Regions from separate parts of the Homo sapiens genome. Here region 1 is linked to region 2. Evidence: chromatin loops called from intact Hi-C (ENCODE). Cell type or tissue: Panc1. All regions are shown on one strand. Links, peaks and the distances in the headings refer to the core of each region. The heading gives the core; the rest is flanking DNA.

What was found. Hi-C counts contacts between places; a loop is a spot of excess contacts. Peaks named below come from ENCODE experiments on the same cell type or tissue, not always from the same donor. Only the 100,000 strongest peaks of a DNase experiment are listed, where the experiment ranks them.
Region 1: it touches region 2 in a loop (6-fold over the local background); 3 of 110 quality-filtered maps call a loop at or near these places.

What each region holds. Positions count from the first base shown.
Region 1 is chr7:85,089,988-85,098,880 of GRCh38, reverse strand. It overlaps SEMA3D (semaphorin 3D), which reads left to right. Exons shown (of 19, transcript NM_001384900.1): 4 at 916-1,076. Among named protein-coding and RNA genes, the nearest start is that of SEMA3D, 93 kb to the left of the region's middle. In Panc1, for the core only: no CTCF peak of the experiment used is centred there; a DNase peak (open chromatin) is centred at 4,301.
Region 2 is chr7:85,142,720-85,151,612 of GRCh38, reverse strand. The region is part of intron 2 of SEMA3D (semaphorin 3D); the gene reads left to right. Among named protein-coding and RNA genes, the nearest start is that of SEMA3D, 40 kb to the left of the region's middle. In Panc1, for the core only: no CTCF peak of the experiment used is centred there; no DNase peak of the experiment used is centred there.

The DNA.
Region 1 (8,893 bases), core at 2,608-6,607, 53 kb after region 2:
GACAGTAAAAAAATTAGTGATTGCCACGGGGAGGGGTGGGGGAGAAGGATGAATAGGTGGAGCACAGACAATTTTTAAGGCAGTGGAAGTAGTCTATATGATACTACAATGGTTGATACTTGTCATCATTCCTTTGTTGAAATATATAAAATATACAACACCAAAATTAAACCCTAAACTATAAAGTTTGGAAGATTAATATGTGCCAGTGTAGGTTTATTGATTGTAATAATTATAACACTGAGGTGGGGGATGCTGATGATGGGAGAAGCTATGAATGTGTGGGGCAAGAAGTATACAGGAAATTTCTGTATCTCCCTCTCAGTTTTGCTATAAGCCTAAAACCGCTCCAAAAAAAGTGTATTTTTTAAAAAGTAGAAAAAAATGCTAAGAGATTTATGATACACTTGATTTGATGTTTACTTTGTATACATTAATTAATTTTATAGATTTGCAAATATTAATATATATAGATGCTTTAAATGATAATTTAAGAATGTGAACACAGGGTTGTAAAATATTTCGTATTTAATTTTTTGTATATTTACATGTTTTTTATTCATTTTAATACTGTGTGTTTTTCACACATAAATATTGTGTTAAGGTACAAATATAATATATTACATCTATTTCTAAATAATTACGTTGAAAACTGTAATTACATATAGCTATATTGGCCCTTTTATGCTGTATGTATTCATTTACAAAGTGGGACAATATGTATATTTAGGCAAGTAAATATTTTGCCTATTACTAATTCTTTCTTTCTTTCTCTTTCTTTCTTTCTTTTTTCTTTCTTTCTTTTTCTTTCCTTTTCTCTCTTTCCTTTCTTTTTCTTTCTTCTTTCTCTCCTTTCTTTCTCTTTCTTTCTTTCTTTTTTCTTTCTCCTTTCTTTTCTTTTTTTGCTTTCCATAGACTTGCTGCTTTCAAATAGCTGTATTCCCTTTTTGGGTTCATCAGAAGGACTGGATTTTCAAACTCTTCTCTTAGATGAGGAAAGAGGCAGGCTGCTCTTGGGAGCCAAAGACCACATCTTTCTACTCAGTCTGGTTGACTTAAACAAAAATTTTAAGAAGGTCAGTATATTTATATATACATTTGGTTAAATTCATTTATTTTCATCTCTCTTCTTCTCCCGTTTTGTTTTGCTTTGTTTTAAGGGACACAGTGTCAAATGCAGTGCATCACATACATGTCAAAAAGCAGCATAAAGAATATATTGCCTCTGATACACATTCTGGATTTTTATGGATTTAAGTACATATGCATGTTCTTTATTTAGAGTGAATAAATATAATAAAAGCTTTGAAAATATAAATGAAAACATAAAAAATTAGTTAATATACACTAGGCCATATAATAGAAATGGAAAGTTTGAGACTGAAGAAATGACAAATTAGTTATACATCAAGAATGAATATTTATATCCTAACAATAGTTGTAAAATTAAATTTTATTAACTTTCAGTTCACAAATAAGCATACTTTCAAATGATAATGTGGCTATAATAACAAACACCATACTGCTTTTTCCAAACTCTCATTTCACATCTGAACAGGTTTCTCCTACAAGTCAATCACTCTCAGCAAGTAAAGATAAATAATTCCCCAACTATGGGTTCATTAAGACAATCTCACCATGACAAAGAAACATACACTAGTACTTTAAAATTCTTAAGGCAATTACTACTATGTCCTACATTTTCAACCACCAGTGTGAAACCCGGAGGAAAGGGTGCCACACTTTAGACATTGTCTATTAACTAGTACTTTAGCAAATATCAATATCTATGCAAGCAGAGATAGATGCTAAGACTGGCAGAGATCGAGTGGCTGATAAGATTACATAATATCAGATCTCTTCTGCATCTTTGAAACATCTTCTATTGTCTTTTTAACCCATCTTTGTCAGAAGTATTGAAAAAAAAGATTAGGAGCAGTTGCACGGTTTAAATCCAATAGTTACCAATATTGAGTTCTTCTTCTTCAAAGAGAATTATTTATAGGCCATCCTAGGACTTTGGACTTTGAAGCTACATACAGTATTAATCTACAATGACCACTTTAACCCTCTAATTGTGAGATTTAATAGCCAAATATCAGTTGTTCAATTATTTTAGAATTATTTGTTCTCAGGGCTTTAGTCTACACAAAATATTTATCTTCATATGTAGTAATATTACTTCACTTCTGAAATAGAACAATGATATTTGGTTTTTAGTCAATTAACTTTTAAGTAATTCTTTCACACATTTTTAAGGCCTACCAAAGGAAAAGGAGTTATTTCTTATAAAGGCTCATACTTAATAAAGAAATTATTTCTGCAAATGTATACACATACATTTCATGTAATCTGTGTTTTTGGATGAAAAAATGAGGGCTAAAATACTGCTAGCAATTGTTTTTGACTTCTGTTAATCCAAACACACTAAAAACCTCATATGATTATCTTTAAAAAAATTAAAGTATCTGGTAGCCTGGATATTGTTTAACATAAAATAAAATAAGCAGTTGATTATGTACTAGAATTTGAAAGTTTGTCCTCCATTCTAATCTAAAATTATAGCTCCATTCCATTTTTTTCTTAAGGCTGTATTTTTTTCTTCAGGAATTTCTTTTAAAAATACTCATACTCCTAGTACGAGCCAATTGATGGCATCAAGTAACATCTTAATTTTCAGTAAATATCTTAGCAGGGGATGACGTGTTTTATGAAAGTGGCCAAGGAAAAAAATCTTAGCTAACTTTGCAATTTTGCTTTAAGAGATGCTGCATAGCTTAAAAGGCATTTTTTCCAAATATGTCTCAGTTTTACCATACTAGCAAAAAGCAATTCATACTTTTAAGGGAATTTGTTCTTGTTCTGTTCTCTGCCTTCAGGGATTGGAAGAAAAATTCCCTTTATCTGAACTGAGTGTATTAGATCATTGCTTAAAATAAATTCTTATAACTTCCTGCTGTGACTATTTTAAGCAAATCTCTCTTTGGCGATGTTCCATGCATGAAATGTGCTAATATTTTAAAAAGTAAATGTTTATGAAGTATCAATTTATCTTATGATATTATTAAAATAAAGTTGTTTGAATACATTATGAAATTAGATGTTATCTACATAACTGATATTTCTTTATATCTCTATAAAATGTATAATTCATAAGGGGATTATGTATGCAAAGGTAATAATTTATGTTATATAGGTATCCACCATTCCAATTTATATAAATCACTCTATTGCTAAAGATACTCCACAGTAGCACATAAGTGTCAAAATGCAGTACTTTAGGTTTAGACCCACTTGGTTTTCATTGGCTCAGTGCCCCTCGGCAAAGATCCAAACTCTTTTGCGGAGGAAACCACACATGTTGGGACTCTGAGGGGCTGAAGGCTGTCCTTTGTACTCTTTAGGGTTAAAGCAATCTACAACATATAATTGAGTTATCAGTGACTGGTTGGGATTTTTTTTTCCCTTGGAAAGTTAAAAAAAAAATCTGTAGAAAATACTCAATTGAAGTTAGCAAAATTTGCAATATATGTGAACTTGGAGGTTTTGTACAAACAAGGCTGTGCCTACTGAAAAAAAGGCCATTATCATTCATATTTGCCATGGGCATTTAGTGCAGAATCACCAGAAATTATAGCAAAATCCTTCACAAAATTCATTTTGTAATAATCATTTAATAATATCTTTTTACTATCTTTACTCTTGTTTAGACTAGATTTTGAGTCTACTAGAGTGAATAGCGCAGGTATATAATTAGTAAATATTTGACAAATAAATGATTGCAGAGGAAGAAAGTCAAAATTAATTAGATTTTTGGGGAACATTTCCACTATCTAGAAAATAAAAATTAAGTAGACTGAGTTGTTTTTTATTTCTTTGTTTTTTAAATTCTCTGGTATTAAAAGAAGATGGATGATATTATGACCTTTTGTCTTTTTTGAAAATTTTTTTGAGAGGAAGGACTATTTCTATAGGGACTTAGACTTAAAAGCAAGTATAAGCACACATTGCAAGGATGTGACACCTCACAACTTAACTATCCCGAAGCTTAACGATTCCAAAGTTGGTCCGTAAGGCCTCTCTTCGGCTAGGGAATACTCGTGGACTCCTTCTCTGGGACGGGGTCTGGAAAGATGATGCCCATTGATTTGACAGTCCATTCCCCCAACACTAGATCAAAATGGAACAATCAGAACCAGAAGTGATCACATTGTAAGAGAAGGACATGGATCAAGAACTGTATTTACCAGTTATGACACTTTTGTTGTAGGTTCAGTTTCTCCAGAAGCCAACTCTGAGATGAAGATTAGCTCATAAGTGAGTGTTCTTGGAATCAGCCCAGTGGGAGGAAAGCTAGGAAGCAGTATTAGGCAAAGGGAGAATTGAGCTGTGACGTAGCCCCAGCAAAAGCCTCAGCTGACAGGCCAAGCTGATAATGTGGCAAATATTTCAATATATTTTTCTAGTGTGAGTGATAATACCATTTTTAACTTAGTTTATCCTTTTCTCCTATCTAATCTGTTCACCACAACGGTAAGAGTTATCGTCACAAAATTAAAAGTCTGAATGTATCTCACTCACTTGTACAACTCTGGCAGTTTTTCTTAGGAACTTGAATAAACTCCAGGCTTCTTAGTATTGACTTCTAAGGCTCTTCCTAGCCCATTGCAACCCTGTTTCCAGTCTCACTGTTAACTATTCATTGTTCTCTCACATGCACTCTATTTTCTGCTTCTCTCTCCCCACCCTCTCTTTCTCCTTTACTCAAAGCACCCTGTTTATTCTTCATAAAATAGATAATTTACTATCAAGTTCTGTGTCTTTTCTAAAACTTCCTGGATTTCACTTTCTTGCTCATTTCACTGCTCTTCATTCTTGAAAGGCTTTATCGAATTATATTTTTTTCACCTTTTGCTCTCCAAGGCTTCACCTCACCCTCGGGAAATTTAAGTGTTCTTCACGTTTACAGGAGCATTTTATATATTTATGCCAATGTCAGATGTCCTAGCTGATAGTGTTGTCAGTATTCATTTGTGTCAGTATGCCTTCATCCACATTATACATTCCTTGAATAAGGGGATGATTTTTATGCACTTCTGATTCTCTTTTAGTGCATTGCACAATGTCTGATACATAAAATACACTAAGTAGTGTGTTTCTTTAAATTTTGAATTTGTGATTTTGTTAGTTTTCCTTTTTTGAGTAAGAAACCACTATATTACTTTTATCAATTAGCGTGGAATAGATAGCTAACAGAATAAAAGACACCTGAATTTGGCTTAAAAATAAGAAAATTTGTTATATAATATGAATATGTTCAGAGTTTGAGTGACTACAAAGATGAAAATATCATCTGCTTAATGATGTTATCGAGGACCCGGTTCTTTCTCTGTCGGCCACTCTTGGGATTGGCATTATCTTTAGGTTGGTAGCAAGATGGCTGCCACAGTCTTCATGGGTCACATCCAGACAAAGAAATACAAATGGAACAATAGATCATCACTTATATCTCTTTTTTAGGAGCAAAAAAACTTTGCAAAACCCTCTCTTTCATCTCGTTGGCCAGAAATATATTAGTTTCAACTCTCAAACTTGCAAGGAAAGGAGGGTAACTATAAGTTGCTGATATCAGTCACCTCAAGTTGAAGGAATATTTAGGAACGAAACACTTTGAATACTACACTTACAGAGGGAACAGAAAACAAACTTTCTTTAAAAATTAATTGACTTAGAAGACTGATTTTTTCTTTTTCAATTTAACAAAGGTAACCCAAGGGAAACATAAAAGTTTTCTCAGCCAAACAAAAAGAGGTATATATATTGCCTATTTGGAAAGACTTACAAAGATTAGCTAGTTCTACAAGAAAATTATCTGGAAGAATTTATTTTTCTTTCAGTAGATAGCCTTGGAAAGTATTTGTTTCCAGTATTTTTTTCATCTTGTGTAGTAAAAATTGAAAAATCTGCTAATCCTCATAAATAATTATTTTGCTTGTACAAGAGTTTATTTGCCTCTGCAAAAGTTTTCTCGATTCATGATTTAATATAAACTTCATGAAATCTGGTCTGCTGCAAATCTCTTTAATTATGTTGAAAACATATAAGTTTTCTCCCTTTAGTATTTTGACTGTTTTAGGGGTGTGACATTGATAAGAAAGAGTGTCTTATAACTTGGTTCAAAGACTTACATAATATGTTATTCTATAGTCATAGTATTTAGCATTATTCACTAAATAGTTAATGTACAGAAAACATATTTTTTAAAAAATCAAATAACTAAATATGACTTAAGCATCATTTAATATATATCTTAGTGTAATTATACATAAAATAATGCCACTTTTATTGGTTTGGTTTTGTCAGTCTCTGCAGCCGAAACAACTTATATGCATTATAGAAATAAAACTTGGGATACTTTATAAGTGACTACACTTTGAATATTTTTTTCTTTTGCCCTTCTACTTGAGCCAGCATTTCTTTTTCATTTAGTTCAACAAAAATCCATTGAGTATCTATTATTAGCACTAAGCATATTGTAATAGAATATAAAACTCAGATCTTGTCATTGCTCTAATCTTAGTTAGGGAGACAAGGCATAATACAGTTACAAGGAAAGTTAGAAAATTTTAAATGTCCAAAATAATGAGACAGATCACATATGGTAGAAATACAGAGAGAGGAAAACAACTACATGTTGTTCATGGTTTTGAACTAGTACAAGACGGATGAGTAAAATTTGGATTAATGTTAACTGGTTAATCTAAAATGTTTGCATTTAAATTTGGAACTTGGGGTTTGTTGTTTCCTTGTTGTTCAGTTCGAATGGGGAAAAATATGTTTGAGAAATGGAGCAGAAAAGAGTCTATTGTCTATTCTGTATGCAGATTTTTCACTTGATCTTAGCCAAAAGGCCAGAAGTGATTGTATGTAGATTTCTCATAGTTTAAATTAAGGGAGCTGCATTTTCCTGCCCCAGCCCTTAACATCCTACTCTATCTCCTGAGTCAGAGAAAGTATATAAAAGAAGAACTTTAATAGTCCTTCGGAAAGGTGGCCAACTGTGAATAGACATTTATATCTATTTATCATTCATTTACAAGTGATGCATTAGAAGCCTGTTCAGTGTAGACATTATAATAATGAATGTGTTTGACATTTGTACAATATGGTTTAAGGACCCACGGTTTCTAAACAAATTATTCGAAACGACATAGTAACTGTCAGTTTGACTACAAGTGAACATTCTCTACTTCAGCCAGCCTTAAGTAGTCCTAGTAATAATTCATATAAAATCCAGAGCCCTCTCTATGTAAACTTCAAGAATAATGTATACAAGCTGAAAGTCTTCCCCTCCCTCTTTCTCACTCTTTTTTTTTTAATGGAGTCATAGTTGATGGTAAAAAAAAATATGCAATACTCTCTGTTTGGTTATGTTACTTAGTTGGACTTTTGAGTTAATGAATTGTTGGGATCCTTCCATATGAAAATGTTACTTATTTTGGAAGCGGTTCAAACCTGCAGGGATGGAACAAGTCTCTAAACCAGGATGCAAGCAAAGGGTCACAAAGAGAATGACGTATGGCTTACCAAGCTGAGTACTGCTTTTGTGTCTATATTATTCAAGCATTTATTTGTTGGCTTTCTTTCTCTCTTTCTCCTTCCTTCCCTTCCTTCCCTCCCTCCCTCCTTCTCTTCCTTCCTTCCTTCTTTCCTTCCTTCCTTCCTTCCCTCCTTCCTTCCTTCCTTCCCTCCTTCCTTCCTTCTTTCCCTCCCTCCCTCTCTCCCTCTCTCTTTCTCTCTCTTTCTCTTTCTCTCCTTCCTTCCTTCCTTTCTCTCTCTCTTTCTTTCTTTCCTTTTCTCTTTTCGTTTCTTTCTTTCTCTTTCTTCTTTCTTTTTGCATGTAATTGTAAAGATTACTTGAAATCCATAATGCTACACCTTTATGTTTGAGCATTTATATTGTGAAAATAACTAACCTAAATGAATTTATAATTTTACATATAATAATTTCCAGTGGAATATTTAAACACCCTTCTTTGTCTAACATAAAAAGAGCTTTGTTATTTCCCTTTCTTTAAGGAAGTCTAGAACAAGAGTTTTGATACATGAGGACTCTACACTTGCTTGTTTGATATTAAGTATAAGCAAAAATACTATTATAAATCAGAATGATGTTCTGACTCCAGTTCTATTAACTTACTCTATGGCTGAGTAAGACATTTCTGTCTAATGCTTTAGCTTCTAAGAAGTCTATTACATAGTGGGAAAAGAAAAGAATAAATAACCTTCTCACTTAAAATCAAATTATTTGTAAAACAAAATCATCAGTCTTTTAATTCTTATTTAATACTTGAAATTAAGAAAATAGAAATACTTGGAAAGCATGTGGACATCCTAATAAATTAACTTTTGCTATAAGACACCCTGCTTAGTTTCATGTGATTAATCTGTTTCCATTGCCTGCCGAGCATATGCTGTCTAGTAATCACAGAGCTAAAACAATCGACTCGTTCATGGATGTGCTGGCTCCCTAGCCCGGGTGCTGATGTGCAGGTCCCATCTGGTTACTGTAATGGACTGTCAGGATGTTGTCAGACTGCTCAGACCTCGCCAGAACTCTCACAAGAACTCCTTCTCTGTGTCCAATTCTATGGGAAACTCTGCAGATTACTTTTCAAAGAATAATTATTGAGCGCTCACCATGCCAGATTCTGTGCCAGGTGCTAAAGGTGGTAGGAAGAAAAAGCAATGTTCCTTGACACCAGACATCAGTGCTTACTAAACTTCAGTAAGTCATGGATTAGAGGTGTTGAATAGTATTCACTACAAAAGTTTGAAGTCCATCCGCAAGAGTAATTGGACCACAGGTTCTAAATTACTGACCATTTGTGGA
Region 2 (8,893 bases), core at 2,543-6,542:
ACACACACACACACGCATACACACATGCATACACACATCAACTACGGTGCTCTATTTTAACCAGCATAGAAATATATATTGTCTAATCCCTAGTTCTGATTAAGAACTCCCTAGTTCTGATTAAGAACTATATTCTTTCTGGAACTGATTTTGAAAATAATCTGCTACTGTTTTTTAAGAGTATCACACTGTTTTTGTTTGCTTTGTTTTAATTTGGGGTTGGGAAAAATTTCCAGAAATCTTCTATACATGTATAAACTTGGAGATGTTTACCTGGTTTATTTTGAAGATTTCCAAAGTGAAGAATGAAAAAAGAAATGAGGACAGACTATACAAGCCCAAATTAAGGAATGAGAAAATGGACCATTTTCTTGGGTTGACAACACTTTCTCTATTCAGGTTTACATAGGGTTTTTGCAGCAATTTTTTTTACATAGTTTTACTAGACTTTCAGTCTCAGTAATATCAGATAACGTCTCTAATTATATATGTGCGGTGTGTGTGTGTGTGTGTGTGTGTGGATTTTTTTTATTGTAGGTAACAGTGCTGTTTAAAATTTATATTGCTTAGTATTTGAGAAACTTTCAGGTGATATTAAGCTTTTAAATAGGTTAAGCTTTTAACTGAGTTAAATTGCTTTAGAACTTTAGAAACATTGTTTTAAAATATTATTTTGTTTGTCTAACATTTACAATAAAAGGAATTAACAGGAAACACAAAATAACACCATTCACCATTCACCACAGAGGGAATTCAATGTAAAGAAAGTCATCTTTGGATCCTTTCCAGTGTGGCTTAATTGTGGCACCACAATAAGGGCATTGTTATGCCAGGTCTTACCTACTTCATTACTTTATACATAAACTCAGAGAACTGAAATATAGAAAAGCTGCGATGACTATAATCTTCTAGGTATAAATGTAGCAAAAGCTAGAAGATACTGAAGAGTAAAGGAGTTAAAATGAACATTAAGATGTAAGCAGTAAATTGATTAGTACATTGCATACACAAATTCTCCTTCAGGTTTCAGGTTTGATTTGGGAAGTGATTCTATTTACAGAATATATATATATTCTATATATATAATATATATATCCCTGTAAATATATGTGTGTGTGTGTGTGTATATATATATATCCCTGTAAATATATGTGTGTGTGTATATATATATCCCTGTAAATATATGTGTGTGTGTGTATATATATATATCCCTGTAAATATATGTGTGTGTGTATATATATATAATATATATATATATATATATATTTCTAGAAAAGTATTTAGAACAGAAATATCTTTCCAAGATTTTCAGTTCTTAGTACCGTAACAGCTCAAAATTTTTTTCATCACACCTCTAGGCCAACAAACAAATACCAAGAATTCTGACTATTACAGTTAAGGCCAAACAACTAAATAAGTATTTATGTCCTGACAACATAAATTAAAACAAAAAAAAGTTTTACATGTTTTAAATTTAAATATTCTTAAATTACATATGAATTACTTACTAATGGTGAGTGCGTATGTGTTGGGCACCGTACAACTTCTCAAACCTTGGAATCAGATTGAACACTGAGATCCTTAGTACCTGTTCCATGAGGACTTTTGGGGATACTTGCTTTACTAAGAACCCAACTTCACATGGCTATGACCCCTTGAATGTAACCCCCTTGAATGTTAAAATTAAGAAATAGCTTGACTAGTGGTTAATACAGTGTCTGATAAATAGTGAGTATTGTTGTGTTTATCTTGAAATTTTAAAATATCTTACAGCATTCCTGATGAGTTCACTGTATTACTCCAGAGTGTCTTGCACATAGTTTTGGAATCACAGTGTTAGACTATTAGATGCTAATGTTAATCGTAGCCCCTGAATCTTAATTGAGAAGTCCAATAGCCTCTGACATGGTGGAAGTGAATGGAAGCACTGTAAGTCTACTATAAAAGCTCAGTATCTTCTTTAATGTCATTGTTTTCTGATTTTTCTCAGTCCATTATGGCAAATATTCCCTACGATTTATAATATCACAAAGTCTGTGACTGAAAATTTGATGTTAGCACTTACAGTGATGATAAATGAGACCATCATCATTGTTTGAGGCAAGTGTTACTTTTGGTTTTTGTTTGTTTGTTTGTTTTCATTTTTTGCTGTTTATTTATTTTTTGAGACAGAGTCTTGCTCTGTCATCCAGGCTGGAACGCAGTGACACGATCTTGGCTCACTGCAACCTCCTGGGTTCAAGCAATCCTGTCTCAGCCTCCCAAGTAGCTGAGATTACAGGCACGTGCCACCATGCCTGGCTAACTTTTTGTATTTTTACTTATTTATTTGGGGAGGCAGGGTTTCGCCATGTTGTCCAGGCTGGTCTTGAACTCCTGACATCAGGTGATCCACCTGCCTTGGCCTCCCAAAGTGCTGAGATTACAGGCATGAGCCACCACGCCTGGCCAAGTGTTACTTTTGTATTTTTAAGAAAATAATATTATCACTGTTTATTAAGACATTTTAAATTTTGACATAACATTTTAAGATTTGGTGTTATTTTGTGTTTCCTGTTAATACCTTTTATTGTGCAAATGGTTTCATTTTGTGTTTCCTGTTCATTTATTTTATTGTAAATGTTAGAAAAATAAAATATTATTTTAAAAAGTTTCTAAAGTTCTAAAAAAATTTAACTAAGTTAAAAGCTTAACCTGTTTAAAAGCTTAAAATCACCTGAAAGTTTCTCAAATACTAAGCAATATAAATGTTTATATAGCACTGTTACCCACAACAAAAAAAATCTACACACACACACATACATGCACACACACATGTACACACCGCACATATATAATTAGAGACATTATCTGATGTTACCGCGACTGATTTAACTAATTTTTTTCAAAGTTTCTAACTATATTCAGAAGAGCTACTTGTTTTAACAGTTCCTGTGAGATGTATTGTACTGAGAAGATAACTATATCTTCTCATGAGTCTACCCTAACTGCAAAGAAACCTGGGGGTGCTCCAAGGAAGGAGGTTTGAACTAATTTTTCGTTTTATCTCATTTTTGTGTTTCAGTAACCCAGTTAACTATATAAACATTGTTTCCTTTTAAAAACAAGTATCTTATAGAAATGTGTATTTACTCTCAGCTAAGGACGTTAGTAGAAATCTTATCTGGATTATTAGAAGAACTCAAATATGAGAGTCCTTGAACTAGATGATGTTAACCATTTCCTGCTTAGTAAACTGTGAGTGCCATCAGTGTCCACACTGAAAGCTCAAAACAGAACACTAAAACAAGTCATATTAAGATGAATAGTAAAAAATATAAGTTGTTTTGTAAGTGAAAAGGAAAACAAGATATGATGACAGAGAATTCTCACAGATCTCAGGGAGGGTTAATTAATGATCATCATTAATAGTGATACTTAGTAGCTGTTTCTGACACTTGTGATTTTAAATTCAAATTTTTACTTATTCATTTTTTCCATGTTTATTTTTAATCTTCATTTCCTAGAACCTACTTTGCTGATCAAGTTTCCATACCTTTAAATAGATTGTCATTGTGATCTCTGACCATAGAAGAGATAATTTGATTAACTTTTGTTCATTGGTTGAAATTGTTTACACCTACTAGGCAGTGGGTGTTTGAGAGAATAAAACCCAAAGCTAGTGTGGAGTGGGCTGGCATGTTAGGGACAGGGTGCACTCCCAGTTGAAAGACTGCTGAAAATTGATAGGGAGATGAGGCAGGGAGTTGGTCAAATGAATTAGGCTGTTAGGAAATAATAGGAAGGGTACTTCTCCTATGTTGTATATCCAGGACTGAGCCTGGTTATTTCATATATAACTACAAGATCAGAAAACAATAAATTAGCAGATATATAGGTAAGTGAAACAATATCAATGACACTAAAGCATTAGGATAAATAAATAATATTTAAATAATAAGGTACTTGAAAAAATTGATTCTTAAGATTTTCATGAAATTCTGTTATCTAAATATCAGAAAAATATATTTATAGATACAAGATTTTGCTTCTAAATTGATCAAGGCATTGTATTTTGCATTACTGGTATTAAATTGCTTTTTAACCAGGTTGCTAACAGCACATCTACAGATAGATATATTTACAGATAGTTAGAAACAGGGATTATTAGAAAGACTGACAGAGGCCAGGCATGGTGGCTCAAGCCTGTAATCCCAGCACTTTGGGAGGCTGAGGTGGGTGAATCACCTGAGGTTGGTTTTTGAGACCAGCCTGACCAACAGGTGGGCAGATCACTTGAGGTCAGGCATTTGAGACCTGCCTGGCCCACATGGCGAAAACCTGTCTCTACTAAAAATACAAAATTAGCCGGGCATGGTGGTGCATGCTTGTAATGCCAGCTACTCAGGAGGCTGAGACAAGAGCAACACTTGAACCCGGGAGGCAGAGGTTGCGGTGAGCCAAGATTGTGCCATTGCACTCCAGCCTGGGCAACAAGAGGAAAACTCCGTCTCAAAAAAAAAAAAAAAAAAAAAAAAAAAGAAAAGAAAAAGAAAAGAAAGAAAGATGGACAGAAAATTCCACTTCTGTGACTAGAACTGTGACCATCTCATGTTGATACTGTGGTATACGGAAAGATGAGCCCATTCTCTGGAGGAATGAACTATGTTTTTCCGGTTCACTTACTTCCTCCTAATTGCTGTACCAACATTCTTTCTTTTAGACTTTCTATTCCTGAAGCTACTCCCTTGAATTGTTCATATTAAATTTGCTACTCCTTTGAGTATCCCCACAAATCTGCAGCATCCTTTTGTAGCCTGCATCCATTCACTGGAGTCTTCTGCTTTGTCATCATCAAAACATATCTGGAGATTTTATTGTACATTTTTCCTGAAAGATATATTTGTAAACGGAAGACTGGTGCTTGTGTCTTATTTCTCCATTTCTTTTATCTGTGATACCTGCTATTAGGCTAGTTTTTATTTTCTTTCGAAAATATGACTTATTTCTTTTTACCAATACAATTGCATATCTTAAATGCAGAATTGTTAAGTAAAAAATATATATATATATTTTTTTTTAGATGGAGTCTCACTCTGTCACCCAGGCTGGAGTGCAGTGGCCCAATCTTGGCTCAATGCAACCTCCGCCTCCCAGGTTCAAGGGATTCCCCTTCCTCAGCCTCCCGAGTAGCTGGGGTTACAGGTCCTGCCACCACACCCAGCTAATTTTTGTATTTTTAGTAGAGATGGGGTTTCACCATGTTGGCCAGGCTGCTCTGGAACTCCTGACTTCAAGTAATCTACCCGCCTCAGCCTCCCAAAGTGCTGAGATTACACATGTGAGACGCCACTCCTGGCTAAGGATTTTTACTAGTAAAAGTGAAATGTGATTGTATGTATGTGTAAAAATACATATATGTATACATATGTGTATATATCTCATTAAAGAACTGTAAGATGTCATACAAATATAAAGTCGATTGGATAAGAAAGATTGAATTATCTATTTATACCAATTGGTTTTTCTTTGTATGTACAATTAGCCCTCTGTATCCGTGAGCTCCACACCTGTGGACTCAACCAACTATAGATCAAAAATATCTGGGAAAAAAAATATCTGAAGTTTCACAAAGCAAAACTTAAATTTGCTGCCCACTAATTTGTATGCTGAATCCAAGGGAATGAAATTATGTGTAGGCATTGTGTTAGGTTTTATAAGTAATCTGGATATGATTTAAAGTTTATAGAAGAAAAAAATGTATAGGGGAAGAGGTGAGTAGGTTATATGCAAATACAACATCACATTATATAGGAGACTTGAGTATCAGCAGATTTTGGTATCCAAGAAGGATCTTGGAATCAATATCCCACGAATCTTGAGGGATGACAGTGTGTTTTTAATCTCAAACTTTTGTATTTGAGAATAAGAAATCACTTCTCTTTGCAAATGCCTTATAATTTCTCTGCAATAAAGATCCTTCTTTCCACCAGATTTTTTTTTGGCTTTTTGTATTATTAAACATACTCTATCATCTTGCTTGGTGACAAGATGTGATTCCTGATAATTTCCTGTTCCTTTAATGGGAGTTCTTATCTATGAGTTGTAGATTTAGTCTTCCAAGATTCCAGCAACATAGCTTTTAGAATGGCATTTCCCCATTTATTATATAGTACTTAAATACCAAATAACTAAAAATAACTAACAATGATAGCATAAAAATATGCCAGCTTCTGCTTCTTATATAATTATTTGATTTAAATATTGTACTTTTATCTATCCCCCCCAAACCAATAAAACATTAAAGGCTTTTTGATATATTGTTCAGACCATCATATGTATGTCACCTTACACTTTATATTTGACTTCACTTTTTCATTCACGCATTTTTTTTTTGGTTTTACATAATAAATTTAACACATCTTTTGTGACATGTATTATGCCAGACTGGCATAAAATAAGGGTTAAAAAAACACTGTCAACATGATTCCCATACTTGAATGGCATCATTCCAGAAAGAGTTTAAAAATTTGGAATTAGATTTTTGTGATGCTCTCATTTCTATTCATAATTCAGAGCCCTTGAAACATTCCTAATGAGGTTTCAAGTATTTTATTTTTCCTCCGTGCTTTATAAACAAATAAAATTAAACCAAACCAAACACAAATAAAGCCAAGCTAGAATTGTGTATATCATCCAGCTGCTCCAGGATTTCTCTCTGAAACTTATCTGTTCTCCTTAGATAAATACAGTGGACACCAAAGCCAGATTAATTTATGATGACAATTTCTCTATCTTTGAAATGTTAATCATTGGGCTGGGATTAAAGTAGGAATATATAATAAATCCTAATCAAATTCTATGAAATATTATTATTTGCTTTACACCATTCAGACATATCATACTAGAGGCAAGGGGAAGAGAACAAATAAGAACAAACACAGCTTTAATTTTGGGCTCCAGGCTGACTTAAATGTTGGATATTGCAGGCCAGTTCCCAAAGGAAAAAATGTATATATGTGTATAAATTCTTAGAAACCCTGATAAAGATCCTCACGGAAATCCTGATGGTTGTGAGAATTGTGTTCATTTTTCTATTACATGAAGCATAAGGCAAAAAATATATCTCTATTCTGAGAATCTTTCCCCTCTATCTCACATAAAATATATTTTCTACCTCTGGGGAAGAGGATGAAGTGTGTGGGTATTTACATCTTGCTTTAGTTTCAAAGCTAGCTTTAAATTCAACTTTTATGTTATTTAATTTAATTAATTTAAATTTAATAAATGATACTCGATTCAGTTATCAGAAAACTTTTACATTTGTTTGAAACAACTTGAGTAAATTCAATCTCCTCTTTTAGTTGTAAATTTTATGAAATCAGAATACAAACCAATTTTTATTGCTAATAAAATTCAGCATCCACATAGAGAAAAACTGAAAATGTAAAATGCACACCTGAATCTGAAGACTTAGCATGAAAATGGTTTTTTGATTAATAATTTTATATTGTATACATGTTAAAATGATTATATATTGGATTAAATATATAAGAATTGGTTTTATCTGTTACTTTTTACTTTCATATATAACTGTAAGAAAATTTAAAATTACAAGTCTCGGGCCAGGCTCGGTGCCTCATGCCTGTAATCCCAGTACTTTGGGAGGCAGAGGTGAGCGGATCACTTGAGGTCAGGCATTTGAGACCAGCCTGGCCAACATGGTGAAACCCCGTCTCTACTAAAAATACAAAAATTCGCCAGGTGTGGTGGCGCATGCCTGTGGTCCCAGCTACTCGGGAGGCTGAAGCTTGAACCCAGGAGGCAGAGATTGCAGTGAGCCAAGACCATGCTACTGCACTACAGCCTGGGTGATAGAGCAAGACTCCATCTCAAAAAAAAAAAAATTACATGTCTCATATTATATTTTTACTAGAGAGCACTAGACGATATTATACAACTGGATTATATTACTATATATTACAGTCATGTGCTGCATAACAACTTTTCCATCAACTCACAGACTACACATAGGATGGTGTTCCCCTAAGATTATAATATTTTATTTTTGTTGTATCTCTTCTATGTTTAGATAAGTTTAAATACATAAATACTTCCCATTGTGTAACAATTGGTTATAGTGTTCAGTACAGTAACATGCTGTACAGATTTGTTGCCTGGGAGCAATGGGCTATACCCTATAGTCTAGATGTGTAGTAGGCTGTACCATCTAGGTTTGTTTAAGTTCCCTCTATGATGTTCGAACAATGATGAAATCACCTAATGACAAATTTATCAGAACATATTCTCATTGTTAAAGCATGACTGTATATTTTTATGCTATTCTTATTTTTAATCACTTTGAAATCACTGGAATTATAATAAAAGTATTAACATTTACTTTAGTGCATATATGTTAGACATTCTGCTAATCACTTTTCTCATATGACCTGATTTTATATGCAGGTACCATGTCATATCAGTTTCATACCTAATTGTGTGTTGTACCATGATAGCTATGTGATAGGTACTCATTGTCATTATTGTGAATAACTAATTGTAAGTTTGTCTTATTAGAAATAATTATTGCATTATGAGTAAACATATGAAAGCCATATTTATTGAAAAGATAAAAAAGTTTAGTAAGTTGTCTAAGGTAGAATTGCTCTTGGCATTACTTTTCCTAACTAAGATGGCATTGTCTCAGCATTTGGGATTCCCAGAGAAAGTCTTTTCAACTCATGGATATGGCTCAAGAAAGACATATTCAGAAAAGAAAAAGTATAAGATGGGTTGTATTTATTTTGAGAAACCATCACCCAGCCGAAGAGAGAAAAGGTTATTCCATTCACATCATGTGGTTAGTCTGGGAATCTTTCTAGTGTAAAAGCAAGAGGAGCCATAAAATTAAAGA